2 separate regions of the Homo sapiens genome follow, and region 1 is linked to region 2. Evidence: chromatin loops called from intact Hi-C (ENCODE). Cell type or tissue: adrenal gland. All regions are shown on one strand. Links, peaks and the distances in the headings refer to the core of each region. The heading gives the core; the rest is flanking DNA. Region 1 overlaps BTBD2 (BTB domain containing 2). Region 2 holds the start of CSNK1G2-AS1 (CSNK1G2 antisense RNA 1).

The links. Peaks named below come from ENCODE experiments on the same cell type or tissue, not always from the same donor. Only the 100,000 strongest peaks of a DNase experiment are listed, where the experiment ranks them.
Region 1: it touches region 2 in a loop (2.1-fold over the local background); 52 of 110 quality-filtered maps call a loop at or near these places.

The regions. Positions count from the first base shown.
Region 1 is chr19:1,999,308-2,009,676 of GRCh38, forward strand. The region is part of intron 1 of BTBD2 (BTB domain containing 2); the gene reads right to left. Among named protein-coding and RNA genes, the nearest start is that of BTBD2, 11 kb to the right of the region's middle. In adrenal gland, for the core only: no CTCF peak of the experiment used is centred there; no DNase peak of the experiment used is centred there.
Region 2 is chr19:1,951,281-1,961,649 of GRCh38, forward strand. All of the region lies in intron 1 of CSNK1G2 (casein kinase 1 gamma 2), which reads left to right. CSNK1G2-AS1 (CSNK1G2 antisense RNA 1) reads right to left here and starts at 3,269. Exons shown (of 3, transcript NR_033400.1): 1 at 2,563-3,269; 2 at 2,106-2,226; 3 at 1,247-1,731. RefSeq lists an enhancer at 3,650-4,601. In adrenal gland, for the core only: no CTCF peak of the experiment used is centred there; a DNase peak (open chromatin) is centred at 6,052; H3K27ac peaks cover 478 bases.

The DNA.
Region 1 (10,369 bases), core at 1,068-9,067, 47 kb after region 2:
CTCCGTGAGTCAGGACGAAGGCGCCGGGGAAGGCTGGCCCTAAACAGTGGCTGGTGTTTTTGGAAGGAGGAGAAACAGGCCGGGCACGGTGGCCCACACCCGTCATCCCAGCATGTGGGAGACCAAGGCGGGAGGATCGCTTGAGCCCAGGAGTTTGAGACCAGCCTGGGCAACATAGTGAGACCCCATCTCTACAAAAACATTGAAAATTAGCCAGGCATCGTGGTGAGCAAGTGCAATCCTAGCGACTCAGGAGGCTGAGGCAGGAGGACTGCTTAAGCCCAGGAGGTCAAGGCTTCAGAGAGCCAGGACTGCGCCACTGCACTCCAGCCTGGGCAACAGAGCAAGACTCTGTCTCAAAAAAAAAAAAAGGCCAGGTGCAGTGGCTCACGCCTGTAATCCCACCACTTTGGGAGGCCAAGGCAGGCAAATCACCTGGGGTCAGGAGTTGGGAGACCAGCCTGGCCAACATGGTGAAACCCCGTCTCTACTAAAAATACAAAAATTAGCTGGGCGTGGTGGTGGGTGCCTGTAATCCCAGCTACTCAGGAGGCTGAGGCAGGAGAATTGCTTGAACCCGGGAGGCGGAGGTTTCAGTGAGCCAAGATCACGCCATTGCACTCCTGCTTGGGTGACAGAGCAAGACTAAAGACTCCACCTCAAAAAAAAAAAAAAAAAGAAAAAGAAAAAAGAAACAGAGTGGGCGGCCGCATGAAGCAGGGACTGGAGCGATGCGGCCACAGGCCAAGGACGTCTGGAGTCCCCAGAAGCTGGGTGGGGCAGGAGGATCCTCCCTTGAGCCTCCAGAGGGAGCGCCGCCCTCGGACGCCTTGATCCATGGTCCTGGGCTCCGGGACTGGCAGAGGATGAACCCACTGAGTTTGACCCCCCCAGTGTGTGGGCATTGGGACTGCCGCCCGCCCGTCTGCCCTCCTGGCCGCGTCCTCAAGGGCCCAGGCCTCAGGGCCCTGCGCCATCACCCACAGCTGGTGCCCCAGGACAAACGCTCCCCTCCCACACGATGTTCCAGAAATAGAGTACCTGTGCGTGGGACTTCTCTTTCTTGATTTAAAAATGTATCTTGGTCTCCTGTGGGGAAAACCTTTGAGGAGGGTTCAAAAGCAGAAAGCAGGAGGCACTCAAGTGGGCCCGGCGTGGGCCGTCCATGCAGTTTGGAATCAGGGAGCACCTCTGACATGGGCGGGTCCCCAGGCAGCTCTGCCGGTCCCCAAGGCAGGGGCTCCTCCAACACCGAGCCCCTCCCTGGAGACACCTGCATGGGCCTTCAGGATTCGACCCCTGGGCACCGCTACTGCCTCCTCTGCCCACCGTGAGTCCCCAGCCCCACTCCCGGCTGTTCCCCCCTTCATGTATCTGTAACCCCTTCCCCTTCCAAACAAATCGAGAACACACGGCCACACAAAAACACATCCACAATTGCTCACAGCAGCACGATTCCCAACTCCGAACGGGGGAAACAACCAGCGTCCATTGACAGACACGGTGCGACCACCCACGCACTGGAACACGACCCAGCCACAAACAGGAACGAGGCTCTGATGCAGGACCCGGTGCAGATGCGCCTTGAAGACGTCGTGCTCTATGACAGACGCCAGGCACAGAAGGACAAATCCTGTGTGATCCACTCCTAGGAGGTCCCCAGAGTCCTCAGATTCAGAGACAGAAAGGATGGGGGACGGGCACAGTGGCTCACGCCTGTACTCCCAGCACTTTGGGAGGCTGAGGCGGGCGGCTCACCTAAGATCAGGAGTTCGAGACCAGCCTGGCCAACATGGTGAAACCCTGTCTCTATGAAAAATACAAAAATTAGCCAGGTGTGGTGGTGGACACCTGTAGTCCCAGCTACTCAGGAGGCTGAGGCAGGAGAATCACTTAGAACCCAGGAGGCACCGGGCACGGTGGCTCACACCTGTAATCCCAGCACTTTGGGGGGCCGAGGCAGTGGATCACGAGGTCAGGAGATCAAGACCATCCTGGCTAACACGGTGAAACCCCGTCTCTACTAAAAATACAAAATATTAGCCGGGCGTGGTGGCACCTGTAATCCCAGATACTCAGGAGGCTGAGGCAGGAGAATTGCTTGAACCCTGGAGGCGGAGGTCGCAGTGAGCTGAGATCGTACCACTGCACTGCACCCTGGGCTACAAGCCTGAGACTCCATCTCAAAAAGAAAAGAAAACAGGTTAAAGACCGAAAGAATTGTGTGGTGCACAAAGGGCCAATGATTCCGTGATGTAATCTACGCAATGCAACGTCCATGAAGAGCCTTAAACCACAGGGCTGAACCTCCAAGCTGGTGACTTTATCCACGTGCCACGAGGGTGGCCGTCCCGAGCCCACAGGACACAGGTGCAGGTGCTCCGATACCCTCTGGACATGTGAACCTCTTCATCTGGCTGCAAGATGTCCTTGCTGTTTTTGTGTTTTGAGACGGAGTCTCGCTCTGCCGCCCAGGCTGGAGTGCAGTGGCGCAATCTTGGCTCACTGCAACCTCCGCCTCCCGAGTTCCAGTGAGCCTCCTACTTCAGCCTCCCGAGTAGCTGGGACTACAAGCATAGCACCACCATGCCTGGCTAATTTGTGTATTTTTTTAGTAGAGATGGGGTTTCACCATGTTGGCCAGGGTGGCCTCGAACTCCTGACGTCAGATGATCCGCCCGCCTCCGTCTCCCAAAGTGCTGGGATTACAGGTGTGAGCCCCCACGCCTGGAAGAGATGTCCTTTATTAAATCTTTCATTTATTTTTATTTCATTTTTATTTTTAGTTTTTACAGGTGTGGTCTCACTCTGTCACCCAGGCTGAAGTGCAGTGGCACGATCATAGCTCACTGCAGCCTCAACCTCCTGGACTCAAGCAATGATCCCACCTCAGCCTCCCGGTAGCTGGGAACACACACACAAGCCACAATGCCCAGCTAACTGTTAAATGTTTTGTACAGACGGGGTCTCGCTATGTTGCCCAGGCTGGTCTCAAACCCCTGGGCTCAAGCGATCCTCCCAGTTCAGCTGCCCAAAGCGCTGTGATTACAGGCAAACTGATAACTGTATTTCTCGAAGTTCTGTAAGCTGTTATGGCTAATTATCAAGCTCAAGGACGGAGATGTGGGACTCCTGATTTTAGTCAGAGAGAAGTGTGGGTCACCTGGGGACTCGCCCCTGCAACAGGCATCTGACGTGGGTGGCACGGGGCTCAGCTGACCACCTGTGGGGTCTGTGCTCACTCTGGATGGTGGGTGTGAGGGTTGAGTTAAATTGTAGGATGCCGCCGGGCACAGGGGCTCATGCCTGTAATCCCAGCACTTTAGGAGGCCGAGGCGGGTGGATCATGAGGTCAGGAGATCGAGACCATCCTGGCTAACACGGTGAAACCCCGTCTCTACTAAAGATACCAAAAACAAATTAGCCAGGCGTGGTGGTGGGCGCCTGTAGTCCCAGCTACTCGGGAGGCTGAGGCAAGAGAATGGTGTGAACCCAGGAGGCGGAGCTTGCAGTGAGCTGAGATTGCGCCACGGCACTCCAGCCTGGGCGACAGAGTGAGACTCCGTCTCAAAAAAAAAAAAAAAAAAGAAAAAAAAATTGTAGTATGCCCAGTTTGTATCTACAAGATGAGGAATCACTTGCTGTGGAAAACCCACACACAGTGCCAGAACTCCTATGAGGAGTAAAAACAGATTTTCCTTTATATCCAAACAGAAACCATGAGAGCTGGAGTGGCTACGTCAACATCAAAAGAAAGACGCCACTTTGGGAGGCCAAGGCAGGAGGATCGTTTTAGCCCAAGAGCTGAAGATCAGCCTGAGCAATGTAGCAAGACTCCGCCTTGCCTACTTTTCTACGAAAAGTTTAAAACTTAGCCGCACACAGGCTGGGTGCAGTGGCTCACCCCTGTAATCCCAGCACTTTGGGAGGCCGAGGCAGGCAGATCACAAGGTCGGGAGTTCAAGACCAGCCTGGCCAACATGGTGAAACCCCGTCTCTGCTAAAAAAGTACAAAAATTAGCCAGGCATGGTGGCGTGCACCTGTAATCCCAGCTACTCGGGAGGCTGAAGCAAGAGACTTGCTTGAACCCAGGAGGTGGAGGTCGCAGTGAGCCAAGATTGCATCACTGCACTCGAGCCTGGGCGACAGGGCAAGACTCCGTCTCAAACAAACAAAAAAGGCCAGGTGCGGTGGCTCACGCCTGTAATCCCAGCACTATGGGAGGCCAAGGCAGGTGATCACATGAGGTTGGGAGTTCAAGACCAGCCTAACCAACATGGAGAAATCCCGTCTCTACTAAAAATACAAAATTAGCCGGGTGTGGTGATGCATGCCTGTAATCCCAGCTATTCGGGAGGCTGAGGCAGGAGAAGAATCGCTTGAACCCGGGAGGCGGAGGTTGTGATGAGCCGAGATCACGCCATTGCACTCCAGCCTGGGCAACAAAAACGAAACTCCGTCAAAGAAAAAAAAAAAAAAGAGAAAGAAAAGAAAAGAAAAGAAAAAGGAATCTCTGGACCCCAAAATCACTACTCCAAAGGGAAAAATCAAGCTGGAACCGCTTAGGGCAAACCAGCCTTCTGTTCTATTCCTTAAAAAGACAGCTACCAAGATAAAAAAGCTACATACCTCCCTCCCAATCTGTCCACAAGGAAATTCCTTGCAGACAAAGGACAGAGAGAACTCAGCCATCCCTCCGCTCACCGAGATAAATGCGTATCTGATTGCTGCCTTTGGAAAGGCTCATCAGAAACTCAATGCAATGGTCTGTTTCTTACCTATGACCTGGAAGCCCCTCCCAGCTAAGAGTTTCCCCCCTTTCTGGACTGAACCAATGTTCATTTTACATATATTGATTGATGTCTCATGTCCCCTAACATGTATAAAACCAACCTGTGCCCCACCCACCCTGGGAACATACCGTCAGGACCTCCTGAGGCTGTGTCACAGGCACACATCCTTAATGTTGGCAAAACAAACTTTTTTTTTTTTTTTTTTGAGATGGAGTTTCACTAGTGTTGCCTAGGCTGGAGTGCAATGGCATGATCTCAGCTCACCACAAAATCACAAAATCTGCCTCCCGGGTGCAAGCAATTCTCCTGCTTCAGCCTCCCGAGTAGCTGGGATTACAGGCATGCATCACCACGCCCAGCTAATTCTGCATTTTTAGTAGAGACGGGGTTTCTCCATGTTGTTCAGGCTGGTCTCCAACTCCTGACCTCAGGTGATTCGCCCGCCTCGGCCTCCCGAAGTGCTGGGATTACAGGCGTGAGCCACCGCCCCCGGCCAGGCAAAATAAACTTTCTAAATTGACTGAGACCTGTCTCAGATATTCAGGGTTCACATAACAAACCTTCATATATACCCCCTGAGTCGAAAATAAAATCAGGCCAGGAGCAGTGGCTCATGCCTGTAATCCCAGGACTTCGAGAGGCCAAGGCAGGAGGATCACTTGAGCCCAGGAGTTTGAGACCAGCCTCGGCAACATAGAAAGACCCCATCTCTACAAAAAAAAAATTATTATTTTTTTTTAGATGGAGTCTTGCTCTGTCACCCAGGCTGGAGTGCAGTGGTGCCATCTCGGTTCACTGCAACCCGTCTCCCAAGTTCAAGCGATTCTCCTGCCTCAGCCTCCCGAGTAGCTGGGACTACAGGCGCCCACCACCACGCCCGGCTAATTTTTTTGTATTTTTAGTAGAGACGGGGTTTCACCGTGTTAGTCAGGATGGTCTCAATCTCCTGACCTCGTGATCTGCCTGTCTCGGCCTCCCAAAGTGCTGGGATTACAGGCGTGAGCCACTGCGCCCAGCCAGGAATTCTTTTGACTGCCAAATTCCATGGAATCTGTGAACCGCGGTTTGTTTCTGCACTCACTGGCTGGTCTGCGGGTTTTCCGGTTTTGAGCTACTGTGAATCATGCTGCTCTGGGCATTCACGCACGAGGCTGTGTGAGGACACAGATTCTCCTTCTCCTGGATAAATGCCTCGGAGTGGAATGACCCTGACGTTTAACATTTTCTTTTTTGAGGCAGGGTCTCACTCTGTCACCCAGGCTGGAGTGCAGTGCTATGATCACAGCTCACTGCAGCCTTGACTTCCTGGGCTCAAGTGATCCTCTCACCTCAGCCTCCTGAGTATCCGGGACTAGGGCGTGCACCACCATGCCTGGCTAATTTTTAAAATTATTTTTTAGCCAGGCGCAGTGGCTCATGTCTGTCATCCCAGCACTTTGGGAGGCCGAGGCGGGTGGATCACCTGAGGTCAGGAGTTCGAGACCAGCCTGACCAATAGGATGAAACGCCATCTCTCCTAAAAATACAAAACGTAGTCAGGTGCAGTGGCCGGAGCCTGTAATCCCAGCTACTAAGGAGGCTGAGACAGGAGAATCGCTTGAACCTGGGAGGCAGAGGTTGCAGTGAACCAAGATCACACCATCGCGCTCCAGCCTGGGAACAAGAGCAAAACTCCGTCTCAAAAAAAAAAAAAAAAATTATTTTTTAGCCAAAGCAGTGGCTCACACCTGTAATCCCAGTGCTTTGGGAGGCCAAGTTGGGAGGATCACCTGAACCCACAAGTTCAAGACCAGCCTGAGCAACACAGCAGACCCCATCTCTACTAAACAGAAAAAAATCAGCCGAGCATAGTGGTGCATGTCTATAGTCCCAGCTACTTGGGAGGCTAAGGTGGGAGGACTGTTTGAGCCCAGAAGCTGGAGGCTGCAGTGAGCTATGATCGAGCCACTGAACTCCAGTGTGGGTGACAGAGTGAGACCCTGTCTCTAAAAAAAAAAAAAAAAATTTAATTTTTAAAAAGTCTAAGAGTCCAAGGGGTCAATACTAGACACACATGGCTATTTAAATCTATATCCAAATTCAGCTGAATTCAACATTCAACTCCTCGGTCACACTGTCCACATCTGTAGTCCGTACTGGCACATGAGTGCCTAGTATTGGACAGCACACATCCAAACCATCCCGCTTACTACAGGATACTCTACTGCAGAGCACAAGACCACAGAAAAACTGTTAAACCTAATAAGGCTTCAGGAAGAAACAGTTCAAACCAGATAAAAGTAAACATGCCAGCTACTCGGGAGGCTGAGGCAGGAGAATCACTTGAACCCAGGAAGCGGAGCTTGCAGTGAGCTGACACTGTGCCACTGCACTCCAGCCTGGGCGACAGAGCGAGACTCCGTCTCAAAAAAAAAAAAAAAGAAAAGAAAAATCACCCAACTTTATGTCCTTAGAAAGACCAATCTCCTCAGTAAATTCCTTTATCACTTGACAAACTGATTCTCAAGATCATCAGGCACCGTTAGCCCAGGGCTGGCAAACTATGGCCCTTAGAGTGAATCTGGCCCACCACTTGTTTTTGTAAATTAAGTTTTTTTTTTTTCTGAGACGGAGTTTCACTCTTGTTGACCAGGCTGGCCTGCACTGGCACTACCTCAGCTCACTGCAACCTCCTCCTCCCAGATTCAAGCGATTCTCCTGCCTCAGCCTCCTACGTAGCTGGGATTACAGGTGCTCACCACCATGCCCAGCTAATTTTTTTATTTTTTATTTTTTTGAGACGGTCTCACTCTATCGCCCAGGCTGGAGTGCAGTGACGCGATCTCGGCTCGCTGCAACCTCTGCTGCCCAGGTTCAAGCAATTCTCCTGCCTCAGCCTCCCAAGCAGCTGGGATTACAGGCGCTCGCCACCACGCCCGGCTAATTTTTGTATATTTAGTAGAGATGGGGTTTCACCATCTTGGCCAGGCTGGTCTTGAACTCCTGACCTCATGATCCACCTGCCTCGGCCTCCCAAAGTGCTGGGATTACAGGCGTGAGCCACTGCGCCCAGCCACTTTTTGTATTTTTAGTAGAGACGGAGTATCACCATGTTGGCCAGGCTGGTCTTGAACTCCTGACCTGAGGTGATACTCCTGCCTCGGCCTCCGAAAGTGCCAGGATTACAGGTGTAATCCACTGCACCTGGCCAATAAAGTTTTATTAGAACACAGCTCTTCTTGCTCAGTTACATGTTGTTGATTTATGGCTTTTTGTGCTGCTACGGCAGAATTAAGTAGCTGCAACTGAGACAGTATGGCCTGCCAAAAATATTTACTATCTGACCCTTCACATGAATTTGCTGGCACCTGTGTCTTTTATCTGTTTTGGTTTTGTTTTACACACAGTCAAGGTCTCACTATGTTGCCCACACTGGTACCAAACTCTTGGCTTCAAAAGATCTTCCCGCCTTAGGCCAGGGACGGTAGCTCACACCTGTAATCCCAGTACTTTGGGAGGCCGGGGATAGCCTGAGGTCAGGAGTTTGAGACCAGCCCGGCCAAAATGGCGAAACCCCGTCTCTAAAAATACAAAAATTAGCCGGGTGTGGTGGTGCACACCTGTAATCCCAGCCACTCGGGAGGCTGAGGCAAGAGAACTGCCGGGAACCCAGGAGGCAGAGCTTTGCAGCGAGCCAAGATCATGCCACTGCACTTCAGCCTGGGCAACAGAGCGAGACTCTGTCTCAAAAAATAATAAAACAAAACACAGAATATAAGTTCCATAAGGAAGGAGATGTTTTTCTGTCATATGCACCTCCTGTAGCCAGGACTGTATTTCAGTGAGTATCTGTAGGGTGGACAGATGGGTGGATGTGGGTGACTGATTCTAGAAGAGTAATAAATGTGTCAGACCAGCTGAGAAAGTCTTTTTTTTTTTTTGAGACAGAATTTTACTCTTTTTGCCCAGGCTGGAGTGCAGCAGCACGATCTCAGCTCACTGCAACCTCCACCTCCCAGGTTCAAGCAATTCTCCTGCCTCAACCTCCCGAGTAGCTGGGATTACAGGCACCTGCCACCACGCCTGGCTAATTTTGTATTTTTAGTAGAGACAAGGTTTCACTATGTTTGCCAGGCTGCTCTCAAACTCCTGACCTCAGGTGATCCGCCTGCCTCAGCCTCCCAAAGTGCTGGGATTACAGGGGTGAGCCACTGCGCCCACTCTTTTTTTTTTTTTCTAGGTGGAGTCTCGCTGTGTTGCCCAAGCTGGAGCCCAGTCGTGCGATCTCAGATCACCACAACCTCTGCCACCCAGGTTTAAGCGGTTCTCCTGCCTCAGCCTCTCAAGCAGCAGGTGCAAGCCACCATGCCTGGGTACTTTTTGTATTTTTAATACAGACAGAGTTTCACTATGTTGGCCAAGTTGATCTCGAACTCCTGACCTCAGGTGATCTGCCCGCCTTGGCCTCCCAAAATGCTGGGATTACAGGCGTGAGCCACTGTGCCCAGCTTTTTTTTTTTTTTTTTTTAGGGACAGAGTCTCACTCTATCGCCCAGGATGGAGTGCAGTGGTAGGATCATGGCTCACTGCAGCGGCAACCTCCCAGGCTCAGGTGATCCTCCTACCCGAGCCTCCTGAGTAGCAGGGACCACAGGCACACACCACCATGTCCAAGTAATGAGGTCTCGCTATATTGGCCAGACTGGTCTCGAACTCCTGGGGTCAAGTGATCCTCCCACCTCAGCCTCCCAAAGTGCTGGGATTACAGATGTGAGCCACTGCACTCAGCCTGAAAAGTCTTCACAAAGAATAAAGTTGGGAAGAATTTGGTGAGCAGTTCTCAAAACATACCACAAAGCAGCAATCATCAAACAATGTGTTATGGGAACAAGGACTCACAAAGCAGTCAATGAAATGTGAGACCCCAGAACACACTGTTCTTTTTTTTTTTTTTCCAAGACAGAGTCTCGCTTTGTCACCCAGGCTGAAGTGCAGTGGCACAATCCTGGCTCACTGCAACCTCCGCCTCCCAGGTTCAAACGATTATCCTGCCTCAGCCTCCCCAGTAGCTGGGGTTACAGGCGCTCGCCACCACGCCCGGCTAATTTTTGTGGTTTTTCTTTTTTCTTCTTTTTTGAGGCGGAGTCTCAGTCTGTCACCCAGGTTGGAGTGTGGTGGCGTGATCTTGGCTCACTGCAACCTCCGCCTCCCGGGTTCAAGCAATTCTCCTGCCTCAGCCTCCCAAGTAGCTGGGATTACAGGTGCCCACCGCCACACCAGGCTAATTTTTTGTATTTTTAGTAGAGACGGGGTTTCACCATGTTGTCCAGGCTGGTCTCAAATTCCTGACCTCGTGATCCGCCTGACTCGGCCTCCCAAAGTGCTGGGATTACAGGCGTGAGCCACCACACCCACCCAGATTGTTCTACTTCTAGACCTCGCTACAATGCTGACAGTTCCATGATAGAGTGAATAAAGATACGTTAGGCTGGGCGCGGTGGCTCACACCTGGAATCCCAGCACTTTGGGAGGCCGAGGTGGGTGGATCACCTGAGCTCAGGAGTTCACCATCACCCTGGGCAACATGACGGAAATA
Region 2 (10,369 bases), core at 1,646-9,645:
TAGTCCCAGCTACTCGGGAGGCTGAGGCAGGAGAATGGCGTGAACCCGGGAGGCGGAGCTTGCAGTGAGCCGAGATCGCACCACTGCACTCCAGCCTGGGCGACAGAGTGAGACTCCGTCTCAAAAAAAAAATAAAAAAAATCAAAGATGGGGGCCTGCTGGGACCGTTTGATTTCTTCCCATTCAGACCCTGCCAGATCCTGAGGCTGGCCCAGCTGCCTGTGTCCTCTGGGGCTCCCTGAGGAGGCAGCACCAGCTGTGGTGTGCATGACGGACAGGGGTCCCAGTTGGGGGGTGCAGCCTCCCGATGGGCCAGGATGGGGGATGCTTGGGTGCCCTCAGGATGTGCAGGCTGGGCGGGAGGAAGCGGTGAGAGTCCACCCCTCCCCACCTTCCTCTTCTCTGCTGTTTTTTTTTGGAGACAGAGTCTCACTGTGTCGCCCAGGCTGGAGTGCAGTGGTGTGATCTCCGTTCACTGCACGCTCCGCCTCCCGGGTTCACACCATTCTCTTGCCTCAGCCTCCCGAGCAGCTGGGACCACAGGCGCCCGCCACCACAGCTGGCTAATTTTTTGTATTTTTAGTAGAGACGGGGTTTCACCGTGTTAGCGAAGATGGTCTCGATCTCCTGACCTCGTGATCCACCCGCCTCGGCCTTCCAAAGTGCTGGGATTACAGGCGAGAGCCACCGGGCCCGGCCATTCTCTGCTGTTTTCTGACTCAACATCATGAAACAGGACCTTAAGCTGAGAAGTGGTGAGATTGGGGCCATCCTCATTTCCACATAAGGCCGTGTTCCTGTTTACTGGGGGCTAGGACTTGGCATGTCTTTTTCGGGGATAGCCCAACCCTTCTGTGTGAAAGGGGTCGTGATGGTCACTGCAGGACAGCAAGCACACCTTGGCCCCTCAGTGGGCAGTGGGTGCAGGGCTGGACGAGGGCCCAGGGGGCAGAAGCTAGTGCGCCGATAGCGTGTGTCATCTGCGGCCTGTGAGCACTGATGATGCCCGAGTGGCGGAGGGCGGGATGCTTCCACGTGCTCAACTTTTTTTTTTTTTCTTGAGACAGAGTCTTGCTCTGTCGCTCAGGCTGGAGTGCAGTGGTGCCATCTTGGCTTACTGCAGCCTCCACTTCCCGGGTTCAAGTGATTCTCCTGCCTCAGCCTCCCGAGTAGCTGGGATTACAGGCGTCCGCCACCATGCCCGGATAATTTTTGTATTTTTAGAAGAGACCGGGGTTACACCATGTTGTCCAGGATGGTCTCAAACTCCTGACCTCAAGTGATCTTCCCACCTCGGCCTCCCAAAGTGTACGTATCTTTTTAGTAACGATATATTTGACGATGATTAAAAAAACCCGATCCTTGAAGGCCCTTGATAGATGCTGAGGTGAGTACAGGCCTGACTCTGAGGGTCATGCGCCTAGCAGGCGTCGCCCGGTGCACAGGGCCAGGAGCTGAGTCGTGCGGGACTGGATGGAGGCCAGGGGATATAGAAGACCTGGGCAGCTCCCCAGGACCAAGCCCTCTCGCCTAGGGCTCCCCGGGGAGTTAGGCCGAACCCTGCTGTGCCCTTCACTCTGCAGCCCTCGTGGGGATCATCACAGAGGCAGGAGCTGGCAACCGAGGTGACTGCCTTCGAGTGGAGGGAAACCGGGGCGGGATGTCGCCCGGCGGCTCCCACACGATGAGGGGAAAAGGCACTCCAGTCTGGGTGGCAGAGCGAGACTCCGTCTGAAAAAAAAAACAAAGGAAATGTAGAAACGCAGCCCACCCAGGTTTTCCACGGCCGTTCATGGTTACGCTTCTGGAAGGACCCGTGTCCTCTCAGATGTAGCAGGATTCCGATGGGAGCCACCCCGGGTCCCACTCGCCCCCGGGACCTGCCGTGGGAGCTTTCTTTCCTGGTGGGGTGCCTGACTCTGCCTGCACGTTCCCCCCGCTGTCTGTGGCACCACTTGGGACCGGGGACCCCTGCCCCCCTGGCAAGACCAGGTCAGCTCTGCCCCCGGGCCACGGAGCAGGAAGCAGAGCTGAGGCTGCTGAGGTGGCGCAGGGTTGCTGTGGGGGCCTGTGCGCCATGGGGGCCTGGGTGGGGGTGTTCTCACTTCCCCCGGAGTCTGGAAGGCCGTCTTTGTGATGGATTTGATGCAGATGTGTCCACTTTGCTTTTGTTGATGGCGTCTGAGGCTCTGGAGTCCATGGCAGCCTTGCCTCCGTTTGCATAATCTGAATTTTGGGAAAATTGCCCCTATGTGGACTAGTTGCAGGGACAGTGCCCTCCGCCAAGGCTGCCGGTGGTGTTTGCCTTATGTGTCCGGTGCTGGGTGAGTGCCAGCTTTTCCCTGGTCAGCTCTGCCCGTGGCCCTCACCTGTGGTCTGTGCCATCACCAGGGCGAGGCTGACCTGTGGGACGGGGTCCCTGCACAGCCTCGCCGTCCCCCACATCCCCCCAACAGGGTCTGGTCCCAGCTGCCATTGTGCAGCCTTGCCCCCTCCCCCCGCATCAGGGTCCGGTCCTGGCCGCTGTACCGCGATCACCTGTGGCCCTCCTGTGTTCTTTACCTGGACTCTTGCCTTTGCTGATGGCGACCTGTGACGGCTCAGCTGCGTTCTCAGAGGCCGGCTGTCCTCGTGGGCGTCTCCGGTGCAGTCGGCGCGGTGAGGTTGGCTTCTGCCATGGACGGGGCCTTCTCGTGGTGATGACAGTCGCCCTTGGTCTGGTGTCTGCAGTGCTCCGAGGACCGGCCCTGCCCATCCCTGGCGTTCACTCCTCAGCTTCCTCCCATGGGGTGGGCGGCTTCCCTCCTCTCCCTGATTTGTGGGGTGTTTCTCTTTTGCACCTGATGCGTTAAACCCATTACCGGCCTAGGTCAGCCTGAGGTTGGTTTGTCCTGGCCGCGGCAGCTCCTGCGCCCCTCCATTGTGGAGGGCGCCCTTCCGTCTGCCCTGCGTCACTGGGCTGGGCCTGGCCCCGCTCTGCTGTGGCCCTGGCACTGGAAGTATGTGCTGCCCTGGTGTTCGGGGGCTCTTGGGTCCTGGGGCGCTGCAACCCCTCATTTTCTTTCCTTGGGGTGCAGATGAATTGGGGTGGCAGGGAACCGAGCCCACAGTGGCCAGCCCCTGCGGCCCCAGGTCAGAGGGCAGGGCCGGCCTGGACAGAGCTGCCCAGAACGGTCTGCGGCCGGGTCCACATGAGTCTAGGTGCCTCTGAGGGCACTGGGACGGCGGTGGCCTGCACCTGCCCAGCCCAGTGAGGTCCCTGGCCTCCCTTCAGCTTTGCCCTGGGCTCTGGGCTGAGGGCTGTGTGGTGATGTCAGCCCAGGGACTGTGACATCACTCAGTGGAGACAGTCAGAGAAGGGGGCTCCCGGGGCCCTCCCCAGGGAACTGGCCCTGGGCCCAGACCAGATGGAGGACCCCGAAAAGAACAGGGCAGGTAGCAGCCTGAGGCTAGGGCTGGGGAAGGGGATGGGAGCTGACGGGGAGAGAGCAGCCCCTTGTGGGATGGCTGCAATCCCCTCGTTGGCGCCCGGGAGCCATCCTTGGCGTGTGACCCGGAGCCGGCACTCGCCCCCTGGGACGGAATCGTGGCTGCGTGGGTTGGGTGGAGGCTGGGTGAGGATCAGCGTCCCTTCGTCCCTCCCTGGGGTTGTTGCTTTTCGCTGTGGCCCTCAGGCAACAGGGCAGGCCCCCAACCCCCAGGCCTGCGTGGGCACTGTGGGTGCCCAGCCTTTACGTCCTCGCTTCCTTCCAGGCCCCGGCCTTGTCTGGCTTCCCTTGGGCACCCCCTGGGGTTCGGAGAGCCCCAGAAGAGGCCGGGCTCTTCCTCCTTGGTGATGGACGGGTGCTGGGCCCTGACCGAGTGGTGACCGCCTCCAGGGAGTGATCTGCGCCCTCGGAAGCTGCTGAGTCTTGGAGTGGCGGCTCTTGTTTGTGGGGGCAGGGGGAGCTGGGCACCCGCCCTGTGCCCACGGAACACAGCCCAGGGTGGCGGCCCTGCCTGTCCTCTGACTGCCCTCCTGCTGCTGCTGCTGCTGCTGCGAGGGCCTCAGGCGCAGGCGGTGACTCTCGGGGCCACTCCTGAGGTGGGGGATGTGGGCTAGCGGCCACCGTGGGCGGCAGGTGTGCAAGCAGTGCTCCCGTTTTCCACTGGGCTGCCCTTCACCGGCTGTGGGTCAGCGCCCCCCACTGAGGCTCAGGCTGAGGCGAGGCTCCGCGGGGTGGGCGTGTGCCAGGGTGAGGCTCCGCGGGGTGGGCGTGTGCCTGGGCGAGGCTCCGCGAGTCGGGGGCAGCGCCCAGGTCAGGGGCTTCTCCGTCCATGTCAGGCTTAGGGTGGGTGTGGCTGGGCCCTCCCTCTGCTGTCCGCCCACGACCCCCTCAGAGGGGCTGTCGTGAGATGCTTGGAGGCGGGATCCAGCCCTGAGGGTGCAGGGAGTGCTCAGCGGACCCCCGTGCCACTGCTGTCACCGGAGGAGGCTGCTGCTCGGCTCCGGGCTCCATCTGCAAAGCCGGGTGTGCATCTGTGTGGCTCAGCTCTGCAGGGCACAGTGGGGTTTGCTCCCGGCCGGCCCTGAGGCCGGGCACAGGGAGGCCAGTGCTCATCCAGGGGGCCAGAGAGAAAGTAGCAACCCCAACCTGCCTGGGCCACAACAGCCAAGACCACTGTATCAGAACAGACGCCAGCGGGGCAGCCTGCTCGTTGGCCGGGCGGAGCAGGGTCGGCACACAGCCCGGGCTGGCCTTCACCCCAGCTCCCGACAGCGTTGGGTCCCTGAGTGCAGGGCCTGCCCCTTTCTCATCCTCCTGCCTCCAGGTCATGGGGCAGGGGTGCCGAGAGGCCCTGCGGGAGCCAGGACCTGAGAGGTGATGGTCACCACCCAGACGAGGGGCCGGGGGTCGCACAAGGAGGCTTCCAGGGGGATGCCAGGAGCAGTGGGGCCCTAGACCCAGCAGTGGGTAGACCCAGCAGGGCAGCGCTCACGTCACAGGTTCTGGGGGTTGGGGCTTGTCATCTGTGCAGGTGCAGCTGGGATGGGGATTTGGTGCTTTTTGTTCTGCAAAAGCCAGAACGCATGTAGCTGAGCCAAGATCAGACGGCATGGTGCCTCATGCCTGTGGTCCCAGCTACCTGGGAGGATGAGGCGGGAAAATTGCTTGAACTCGGGAGGCGGAGGTTGTAATGAGCCGAGATCCTGCCACTGCACTCCAGCCTGGGTGATGGAGCTAGATCCTGTCTCAAAAAACAAAAGACCACGCATCCTAGCCGGCAAGGCCACTCTGTACTCAGACCCGGCAGCTGTGGCTGTGGCACAGGCGCTTACCCTGCGGCATTGGCCCTTTCAGTGGTTGGTGTTGACCCTCCACAGAGGGGCTGGGTGGGGTGTGTCCAGTCCCATCTGGGTAGACTGAGTGTTGGGGATGGGAGAGTGTTTAAGGAGGTGGCGGTTACAGACTCCAGCATCGGGACACGGGGCCGTGGGTCATACCCACATCCGTGGGGGCTGTGAGACAGCCGTCCAGAAGCTTCTGTCTCCGGGCCAGGAGGACACCCCAGAGAGCCCCAGGAGGCTCGTTCCGGAATTTAGGGCTCAGCCTCGATGAACCTGGCCAGGCGGCGGTTGATGGGTTAATTCAGTTAATCACACATCACTCAGGGTTTCTCAGCAGAAGGAACTGACCAAGCCAATGGCTCACCTGGAAGAGAGAAGGAGGGAGGAGGAGGGGATTCTGCAGAGGGAAGGCTGGTGGTGGCGCCCCCCTTCGACGGTCGTGCCCTGATGCTGCGTGGCTTAAACGGTGCCACCCGGAGATTGGTGGGCGGGATTGGGCCTCTGGGGTCCCCGGCTGTGGAGAGGGCAAGGCAGGGGCGGCTAGAAAGAAAAGCAACCTGGACGCAGGCCCCACCTCCCTCCAGGCAGCCCCACAGGCCCGAGGGCCACCGTGTCAGGAGGGATAGCCTACACGGAGAGCAGGCCAGTGGCCCTGTGCCCAGGAGGGTGCCTTGCCCAGCCTGGAGGCCCGCAAGGATGAGAAGCAGTGTGTGCCCGGGAGGTCACGTGGGCACCACAGACGAAAGTGGAGCCGGGGGAGAGATGTCCCGGGATGCACCAGGCGCTCGTGCAAACCAAGTGCTGAGCAGAGAGCAGCCTGGGAGAGAAGGGGGCTGCCCCGAGCGGCTTGGGTGGCCGGGCCTGTGGGAGACCTTGGGTTTGCTGTTAGGAGGGACAGTGAGCGCAGGCACCTCTCTCTCCACTTCATGTTTGTCCTCACTGAGGGAGCCGAGCAGATGCCTTTGCCCCTGCAGGTCCCCCATGTCCCCTCGCCCGGGGCGCGCTCCACAGGCTAGGCCACTTTCACAGCTCACCACACAGGCAGAGACTGGAGGGTGCGCAGGACCCCGGGTGACTGCAGACGTGGGCACAGAGGGGCCTCTGAGGGCGTCTGGCGGCATTTGAGCAGCTGCCAGATCTCCCCTGGAAACACTGGGGTGTGTGCTCGGTGGGTGCCGTGTGTGGGGGGTATGTGCTCGGCGGGCGCCGTGTTTGTGGGGTGGGAGCTAGGCGGGCGCCGTTTATGTGGGGTGGGCGCTCGGCGGGCACTGTGTGTGTGGCACGGCCACTGCTTAGGGCCCCCTGGAGCTGCGGGGCACACGGCAGAGCCAGCCTCATGTCACCACGTGCTTCCCCCGTGTGCAGGGAGGGGTTGGAGGTGTGCGCTTGTCTTGTCCGGAAGCCGGGTGTTGGGACGCGTCCTGACGACGGCACTGCCCACATCCTAATGGGACACCTGAGGGACATCGGTGGCTGAGTAAGGGGCCCCTCCCGAGCAGGTCTGGAGGCGTTGGAAGCACAGCGCAGCCTCATGGGGCACCTGCCTGCTCTGCCTGGAATTGAGGGGCGATTGGGACTCCCACTGCCCCCACCAAAGCCTGTGCCCCTGATGTCTGTCCAGAGCACGGCTTCCTTCTCGGTGGTTCCCAGAGGCCGCTGGGCCTCGCTTCGTCCTTTTTGGGCAGCGAGTGTGTATGTTAGGGGAACAGGAGCCCGGCAGGGCCGTCTTGCAGGGCTCAGCAGTGGGGGCCGTGGGGTTGGTGCACCAGGGCAGGAGAGCTGCCCGGCTCCTGCTAGGTGTCTAGAGGGCCTCAGCTCTCCCAGGCACTGTCCCCTGTCCCCCCATCTCCCCTGTCCCCCCCATCTCCCCATCCCCCCGTCCAGGGCCGCAGCAGCTCAGCTCTCCCAGGCACTGTCCCCTGTCCCTCCGTCCCCCCGTCCAGGGCTGCAGCAGCTCAGCTCTCCCAGGTACTGTCCCCCGTCCCCCTGTCCCCCCGTCCCCCCGTCCAGGGCCGCAGCAGCTCAGCTCTCCTAGGCACTGTCCCCCGTCCCCTCGTCCCCCCATCCAGGGCTGCAGCAGCTCAGCTCTCTCAGGCACTGTCCCCCCTCCCCTCGTCCCCCCATCCAGGGCCGCAGCAGCTCAGCTCTCCCAGGCACTGTCCCCCGTCCCCCTGTCCCCCCATCCAGGGCCGCAGCAGCCCAGCTCTCCCAGGCACTGTCCTCCGTTACCCCGTCCAGGCACTCTCCCCCCGTCCCCCATCCCCCGTCCAGGCACTGTCCCCCCTCCCCCCGTCCCCCCCACCCCCGTCCAGGGCCACAGCAGCCGGTATTGAGTGTGGGTATGAGCTTTGGCTCTGGGTCCTGAGCGTCCCTTCCCCAAATTCCCCATGTGGCTTCCCAGTCTGCATCTCCATCTGCTCCCAGGGTGCGAGTTGGTTTTTGTATTAATAACTGAGGTGTGACACTCGGGCTGTACCCGCTAGCTGTGTAACTCATGCAGCTCAGTGCCTTTAGCTCATCATGAGGCTGTGTCTCTGTCTGTGCCATCTAATAGAGGATATTTTCATCCTCATGGCGAGAAGGGATGGATTTGTTTTCCTCGTGAAGTCGGTGACGTTTGCTTTTCAGGTTTGGTTGGTGGCCTCCAGTCTCTTGTCCTCAACGAGGGTTTTGGCAGCTCCCTCTCAGTGGCCTGTGAGTGTCCCCACTCCCTTGTCTGGGAAAGGGCTGGAGCTCTGGGGCTCACAGAGAGGGTGGGTGTGATGTCTTTTTCCTGACGTGGCATCGGGGTGTCTTACCTGCCCGGACACCTGCCTGCGCAGGGTAGCACAGACCCTACAGGCTGCGGCTGAGCCCCCAGCACCCGCCCCACCTTTAATGCTCGGCCCCCAGCACCCGCCCCACCTTTAGTACCACCCTGAGTCCCCCAGCACCTGTGCCACCTTTAGTGCCACCGTGGGTCCCCCAGCACCCGTCCCACCTTTAGTGCCACCCTGAGTCCCCCAGCACCCGTGCCACCTTTAGTGCCACCGTGGGTCCCCCAGCACCCGCCCCACCTTTAGTGCCACCGTGGGTCCCCCAGCACCCGTCCCACCTTTAGTGCCACCCTGAGTCCTCCAGCACCTGTGCCACCTTTAGTGCCACCGTGGGTCCCCCAGCACCCGTCCCACCTTTAGTGCCACCCTGGGTCCCCCAGCACCCGCCCCACCTTTAGTACCACCCTGAGTCCCCCAGCACCTGTGCCACCTTTAGTGCCACCGTGGGTCCCCCAGCACCCGCCCCACCTTTAGTGCCACCCTGGGTCCCCACATCCCTGGCTACACATTGTGGCTCCCACAACCCCGTTTGGGTTCACGGTCCTCCTGCAGGACTCTCGGAACTGGGGAGTGAGAGTTTGTTCCCTGCTGTTGTAAAGGGCATAACCTGGGGGAAGCCAGGCAGGCAGAAACCCCCACCCACGTCCAGGGCCCCATGTAGGGTCCGGAGCTTCCCTGCCCTCCCTGGTGCCAGTCCTGACCCTACCACAGCCGAATGTCTGCGTCAGCACAGGGGCGTGTAGGAAGAAAAGGCGTCCTGCTTAGGAGATAGGTACATCCGGGACCTGGGGCCTTCTCGCCCTCAGTCCACAGGGAAGGTCCCCCGGATGGCGCCTGCCCCTTCCCCCTCCCTACCCGGCTTCTGCACGCAGTCCCCTGAGATGGCCCACACGTCCTGCCGCTTTCTGGCAGGGGAGAGCTGAGGCCTGTGTCTTCAGGATGCTGCCTCTCGGGCAGCCTCCAGCCCTCGTCGAGAAAGGCAGGCAGTGTGGCGCGAGCAGGCTGGCCTCAGGCGGGGCCTCTGGGCAGTGTCCCCTCGGGATGTTTGCCGTGCTGGATCTCACACCCGGCTCTGACACGCTGCCGTGTCCCCCGTGTGCCTGCGCCTGGGGTCTCCGTGTGTGTGTCTGTGTACACGCATGTGGTTTTGCTTTCTTGTGGGCTGGAAAATCTAATAGTAGTCAGGGCGTGGTGGTTGACACCTATAATCCCAGCACTTTGGGAGGCTAAGGTGGGTGGATCACTTGAAGTCGGGAGTTTGAGACCAGCCTGGCCAACGTGGCAAAACCTTGTCTCTACCAGAAATATCAAAAATTAACCGGGCATGGTGGCACATGCCTCTAATCACAGCTACCTGGGAGGCCGAGGTAGGACAATCACTTGAACCCGGGAGGCGGAGGCTGCGGTGAGCCGAGATCGCACCACTACACTCCAGCCTGGGCGACAGAGCGAGACTCTGTCTCAAAACAAAACAAAATGCAGGCACGGACGTTTCAGCCCCCTCTTCCTGTGGATGCTGAGAGGGTTTCCAGAAGAAGGAGAATGTCCCCGTGCTGGTGGCTCATCCAGGTGTGGGCCGGTGTGCGGCGGGGCGTGGGCAGAGGAGAGGCTTCGGGCTCCGGTTTCCTCTCCTGTGGATGCGTCGCCCCCGCATGGTGGTCCTCTGCGGAAGTCCCCCTGTCCGTCCCGTTGGCAGCCGCAGTGGAAAGACGGATGGACGGGCTGTGACAGGGACAGCCCAGTGTGACCCCAGCCCTGGCCGTCGCGGTTGTGGCATTCTCGCTGTCAGGGGGCTGTTCCCGTGGCTCTCATGGCTGTGGAGGGGCGTGGAGGGGGCGGTCCCCATGGCCAGAACCTGGCCGTGGCGGGTGGAGGACTTGAGGCCGGCTCAGTGGTCAGCGCTGCTGCTTGTTCCCCTACACAGAGGCGTTGGGTGGAGCTGCCTCAGGTATCCCTCCTGGCTGGGGTGTGTGCGTCACCCTGAGTCTCCAGCCCATGCTGAGGAGCCTCGCAGGCAGGGCCCAGCAGCCTATACTCCAGGCCATTGCTGTCCGTTTCTCCAGAAGGCCCTGCTGGTGGGTGGTCCCAGGAGCTGGGCCTCAGTGGGGGATCCCAGGACAGTGGAGCCTGGGAGGGGCCCCAGTGTTGAGGCGTGAGGTACTGTCTGGAACTAGGGGGTGCCCCCAAAGCGGCACGGCGCCCAGTCCCTGTGCTGGAAGAGAGA